2 separate regions of the Homo sapiens genome follow, and region 1 is linked to region 2. Evidence: read pairs that join two places in POLR2A ChIA-PET (ENCODE). Cell type or tissue: Panc1. All regions are shown on one strand. Each heading gives the region's core, and the rest is flanking DNA. Links, peaks and the distances in the headings are about the cores only. Region 1 overlaps VIL1 (villin 1). Region 2 overlaps ZNF142 (zinc finger protein 142).

Evidence for each region. Peaks named below come from ENCODE experiments on the same cell type or tissue, not always from the same donor. Only the 100,000 strongest peaks of a DNase experiment are listed, where the experiment ranks them.
Region 1: POLR2A ChIA-PET joins it to region 2 with 5 read pairs; 2 of 35 experiments call an interaction of 5 or more read pairs at or near these places.

The regions. Positions count from the first base shown.
Region 1 is chr2:218,437,339-218,440,247 of GRCh38, reverse strand. It overlaps VIL1 (villin 1), which reads right to left. Exons shown (of 20, transcript NM_007127.3): 18 at 1,522-1,590. Among named protein-coding and RNA genes, the nearest start is that of VIL1, 20 kb to the right of the region's middle. In Panc1, for the core only: no CTCF peak of the experiment used is centred there; no DNase peak of the experiment used is centred there; H3K27ac peaks cover 106 bases.
Region 2 is chr2:218,643,595-218,646,503 of GRCh38, reverse strand. ZNF142 (zinc finger protein 142) reads left to right here. Exons shown (of 11, transcript NM_001379659.1): 8 at 156-333; 9 at 1,440-2,909. Among named protein-coding and RNA genes, the nearest start is that of ZNF142, 15 kb to the left of the region's middle. In Panc1, for the core only: no CTCF peak of the experiment used is centred there; no DNase peak of the experiment used is centred there.

The DNA.
Region 1 (2,909 bases), core at 239-2,738, 210 kb after region 2:
ACCGAAGTCCATTGGTGGAAAATGACTCTTTTCTTTAACGATTCATTAACTTTCCCATGGCTTTCCCCAGAGTTGGAGATCTAGCCTGGATATTTATGACCCTGTCTCTCTTATCTGTTGTGAAATTGTCATCTATAAATTCACTTAACCTTGACCTATCTATACATGCCAGTCTGTACTGTCAGTCCACCAAGAAGGGTTTCATGAGTGCTGCAGGTTTTGACCATCTGTTGATTATACCCCAGTGTGCTTGTGAACTTGCTCTTGAATTCTGGACACATTCCTCAGAGTTAGCTCTGTCTTGTTCTCTCTATAAGCCTGTGAACTTCTCAAAGCAAAGGTTTTGATTTCATATTCCCGTGTCCCAGGCCTAAAGGCTAAATACATTTTTTTTCTTTTCTTTTTTCGGGTTTTTTTTTTTTTTTTTTTTTGAGACAGGGTCTGACTCTGTTGCCCAGGCTGGAGTGCAGTGGCACAATTTCAGCTAACTGCAACCTCTGCCTCCTGGGTTCAAACCAACCTCCCACCTCAGCCTCCTGAGTAGCTGGGACCACAAGCACGCACCACCACACCTGGCTGTTTTTTATTTTTTGTAAAGATGGGGTTTCCCCATGTTACGAAGACTAGTCTCAAACTCCTGGGCTCAAGCAATCCACCCACCTCGGCCTCCCAAAGTGCTGAGATTACAGGCGTGAGCCACTGTGCCCAGCCTAAATACACTTCTGTTAACTCACTGAAAGACCAAAGGAGTTGTAGTTATTCTACCTAGAGAAGGGATCCCAAAGGTGATGGAGTATAGAGACAGCATTATTTCTCAAAGTGTAGTCCATGGACTAACTACATGAAATTACCTTTTTAAAATAAGATTTAAAAGATGCAGATTCCTAGGTGCCAATTCTAAGTCTATAAACCAGAATATTTGGGAATGGGGCCTTGGAATCTGCATTTTAATATGCTTCCCCCTCACTCCCTGCCCCCATCTCCCCGACTTCTATGCATGATAAAATTTGAGAACCAGGCCAGGTGTGGTGGCTCATGCCTGCAATCCTAGCACTTTGGGAGGCCGAGGCTGGTGGATCACTTGAGGTCAGGAGTTTGAGACCAGACTGGCCAACATGGTGAAACCTCGTCTCTACTAAAAATACAAAAATTAGCCAGGCGTGGTGGCACACACCTGTAATCCCAGCTACTTGGGAGGTTGAGGCATGAGAATCACTTGAACCCAGGAGGTGGAGGTTGCAGTGAGCTGAGATCCTGCCACTGCACTCCAGCCTGGGAGGCAGAGTGAAACTGTGTCTCAAAAAAAAAAAAAAAAAAAAAATTGAGAACCATTTCACTAGGAAATTGAGGAAACAAAACCACTAGAGGCACTGAAGTAAAACAGCAAGAAGAATGAGAAGTGGGGGAGAAATAGGAGGGAAAGCACAGGACTCTGGTGTCTTCTCTGCAGCGTTCTTGGCTCCCACAGGTCTGACCACCAGCTGGCCACTGCAGGGCCCAGCCACCCCGCCCCGGACTCACAGCAGTGATCTGGCTCCAGTCCCTAGAGTTGCCAAGCTCCGCCTTCAGGTCCTCATAGGATTTGGTGTTCTGCACATAAAGTAAATAACAGATTAGACCTGGATCTCAGCAGAGGAGATGGATGAGAAGCCATTTTCCCTCAGGAATGAAAAGAAGGCTGGTCTGGGGCCTAGTGGTAAGAAAGGAAAGAGGATATGAAGGCTGAGGCTGGAGGAGGGTCCCTGAAAAAGGAGATTAGATGGTGAGATTGGGACCAGAGGGGCTGCCAGATCAGAAAAGTGGAGCGCAGGCTATATTTGTCCCAGCTCAGCCTGACATGGGGATGGGCAGGATCTTTTGCCACCTGCAGGGGCCAGGGCAAGAACCCACAGGCAGTATGGAGAACCCTGCCTAGGCTATGTAGGCTCTGGGAAATGCAGGGCTCCTGGGGATGGGTGGGGGTCCCCCCAGATAATAGAAGGGAGCCCTGCCACAGAGGAGTGAAGGGACCATGGCTCTGAGGAGTCCCATCTCCATATCCTAGAGCACACTTATGCTGAATGAATGAATGAATGAATGAGTGAATGAGGCTGAGAGAGAAGCCAGCACACACTTGAGGTGAGGGAAAGGTGATAACTAAAGTGGATTGAGAAAACCTGGCATCTCGATATGCTGCCTTGAGTAAAAACTAAAAGCCCATCTAACTGCAGAATTTAAAAAAACAAACCAACAAATTTAAGGAAATTAAGCTTTCTGCTTCCCTAAAGCCATCTGTTGTGACAATTTAGAGCACCCAGAGCCACCAGGCCAGGCTTCACTGTACCTTGGCCTTCTTCCTACCGAAAACCTTTGCTGGAGTTCCATTGTGGGTATCTGCCCCTTGCTTCTATGTGGGGCCAGTTTAGGAAACACCCCGTGGGAGGTTGGCACACCATCCCTCAGGTAAGGACCACACACATGACCCATTTTGCTTAGAATTTAGCACCAGGAAGACATTTGTCAGTCCTTTAGAACCAACGTGTTTCAGCTGGCATGGAGGATCCACCATGTTGCTGCAATGATGAGAACATTCTCACCTCTGCTGCCCAACACAGTAGCCAGCTGCCACATGTGGCTAGTGACAAACTGAATTTTGAACTGTGTTTAATTTTAATTTAAGTAATCAGTACATTTCTTACCTATACTATCCAGCAGCTTTGCTCTAAATGTAGTGCACAAACAAGGCACTATAATTAGCCTTGGTTTTTGATAGACTTCTTCCCTCTCACCAGAGGCCTAATGGCCTTAGTGCAGCCTTACTTTCTATTCTAAGCCTCCTCTAGCCCCTTTCTAAATCAGCAGGTCATATATCCCAAAGAGACAGAATGGCCTGCAGGAATCAGCACTGATCTCCAGGCAGGGCTAGAGAA
Region 2 (2,909 bases), core at 242-2,741:
GCCCTTTATTATTGTGAGGTTTTCACCATCTCAGGTAGCACATGAAGCTGTTGTTCCTCCCTGGCATCAGGGCAGGCTTGCTGGAAGAAATGGTCTGTCCACTTGATCTGTATCTGACCTGTGTTCTCTCCCTTCATCCGCATCCCCCATATAAGGTGAGAAGCCCCACAAGTGTGAGCTGTGTGACTTCACATGCCGAGACGTGAGCTACCTATCCAAGCACATGCTGACCCACTCCAACACCAAGGATTACATGTGCACTGAATGTGGCTATGTCACCAAGTGGAAGCACTACCTCCGTGTGCACATGCGAAAACATGCAGGGGACCTCAGGTACAACACACACATAGGCCTCCGTCCCAATCCCAAGAATCTTAGCCAAGCTAGCTTCCTCTCGGATCTAACTTCTGGCCCTATTTCTTTCTCCGGTCCCTGGAGAGTCTCCTCCTAAGGCCGGGTGCAATGGCTCACACCTGTAATCCCAGCACTTTGAGAGGCCGGGGCGGGCAAATTGCTTGAGCTTGGGAGTTCAAGGCCATCTGGGCAACACCCCATCTCTACTAAAACTACAAAAATTAGCTGGGCATGGTAGCAGACGCCTGTAATGCCAGCTTCTTGGGAGGCTGAAGCACTAGAATCGCTTGAGCCGGGGGGTGGAGGTTGCAATGAGCCAAGATTGCACCACTGTACTCCAGCCTGGGTGACAGAGTAAGACTCTGTTTCAAAAAAGAAAAGGAAAGAAAAAAGAGAGTCTTTTCCTAACACCCTTCTCTGTTCCCACTGTCTCAACTCCATTGCCTACAGCTGGCCTCTGTGACTGTGGCTCAGTCACATAGCGAGCACTCTCTGGGCTCTGGGAAGGGAGTATAGACCTACAGTATAGGCCTAGAGACTAAGGTGTCACTTGAGTTCTCAGAGTTTGGCCCTGGGAAAGTGGATAGACACTATATTCATGCCCCAATCTTGCCACTTCCAAATCCAGGCAAGTTCTCTGACCTATGGCACAGCTGGCTAAGGGGTTTCTAGACCTGTCATGCCTCTGTGGGAGAAGGGAAATGAGGCACAGAAACCTGCCCTGTGGAGTTGTAGCCACGTCAGTTCCTTGGAAGTCTACAGTGGGTCATGCTGATTCATGATTACTTTCTTTTAGGAAGGCAGTACAGAATAGGGCTTAGAACACAGGCCCTGAAGCTAGGCTGTCTCTGCTCCTGGCTTACTTTGTAACCAACCTTAGGCAAATTATTAACTTCTGTGATTTAGTTTTTCTCACTTGGAAAATAGAGATACCAGTTTCATAGGGTAGTGAAAAGGAGGGTTACATCAGGTGACACATGTATGATACTGAGTGCAGAGCCTGGCCCACAGTAAGTATTTACTGACTGATTCTTAGTTGTTGTGATTAATTATTGTGATTGCCTCCCCCTTTCCCTCCTTGCCAGGTATCAGTGCAACCAGTGCTCCTATCGCTGTCACCGGGCTGATCAGCTGAGCAGCCACAAGCTGCGGCATCAGGGCAAGTCTCTGATGTGTGAGGTGTGTGCCTTCGCCTGCAAGCGGAAGTATGAGCTGCAGAAGCACATGGCTTCCCAGCACCACCCTGGCACACCGGCCCCACTCTACCCTTGCCACTACTGCAGTTACCAGAGCCGCCACAAGCAGGCTGTGCTGAGCCATGAGAACTGCAAGCATACCCGCCTCCGTGAGTTCCACTGTGCCCTCTGTGACTACCGCACCTTCAGCAACACCACACTCTTGTTCCATAAACGCAAGGCCCATGGCTATGTACCTGGAGACCAGGCCTGGCAGCTCCGCTATGCAAGCCAGGAGCCAGAAGGGGCCATGCAGGGCCCAACACCCCCACCAGATTCAGAGCCCTCAAACCAGCTGTCAGCCCGACCTGAGGGGCCAGGTCACGAACCTGGGACTGTGGTGGACCCCAGCTTGGACCAGGCCCTGCCAGAGATGAGTGAGGAGGTCAACACTGGAAGACAGGAGGGCAGTGAGGCTCCCCATGGGGGTGACCTGGGTGGCAGTCCCAGCCCAGCAGAGGTGGAGGAGGGCAGCTGCACACTACACCTAGAGGCCCTGGGAGTAGAGCTGGAGTCTGTGACTGAGCCACCCCTTGAGGAGGTCACTGAAACAGCCCCTATGGAGTTCAGGCCCCTGGGACTGGAAGGGCCAGATGGACTGGAAGGACCAGAGCTATCTAGCTTTGAAGGTATTGGGACTTCTGACTTGAGTGCTGAAGAAAATCCCCTTCTGGAAAAGCCAGTGTCTGAGCCCTCCACAAATCCTCCATCCTTAGAGGAGGCTCCTAACAACTGGGTAGGAACCTTCAAGACAACTCCACCTGCTGAGACAGCACCCTTGCCCCCATTACCTGAGTCAGAGTCATTACTCAAGGCCCTAAGGAGACAGGACAAAGAACAAGCAGAGGCATTGGTGCTAGAGGGGCGGGTGCAGATGGTAGTGATCCAGGGAGAGGGGCGAGCCTTCCGCTGCCCACACTGCCCTTTTATCACTCGCCGGGAGAAGGCCCTGAATCTGCACTCCAGGACTGGGTGCCAAGGCCGCCGAGAGCCCCTGCTGTGCCCCGAGTGTGGGGCTAGCTTCAAGCAACAACGCGGCCTCAGCACCCACCTGCTGAAGAAGTGCCCTGTTCTACTCAGAAAGAACAAGGGCTTGCCCAGACCAGATTCACCCATCCCTCTGCAACCTGTGCTCCCAGGTACCCAGGCCTCAGAGGACACAGAAAGTGGGAAGCCCCCACCTGCATCACAAGAAGCAGAGCTACTGCTTCCAAAAGATGCTCCTTTGGAGCTTCCCAGGGAGCCAGAAGAAACAGAAGAGCCTCTTGCCACAGTCTCTGGTTCCCCAGTCCCTCCTGCAGGAAACTCCTTGCCCACAGA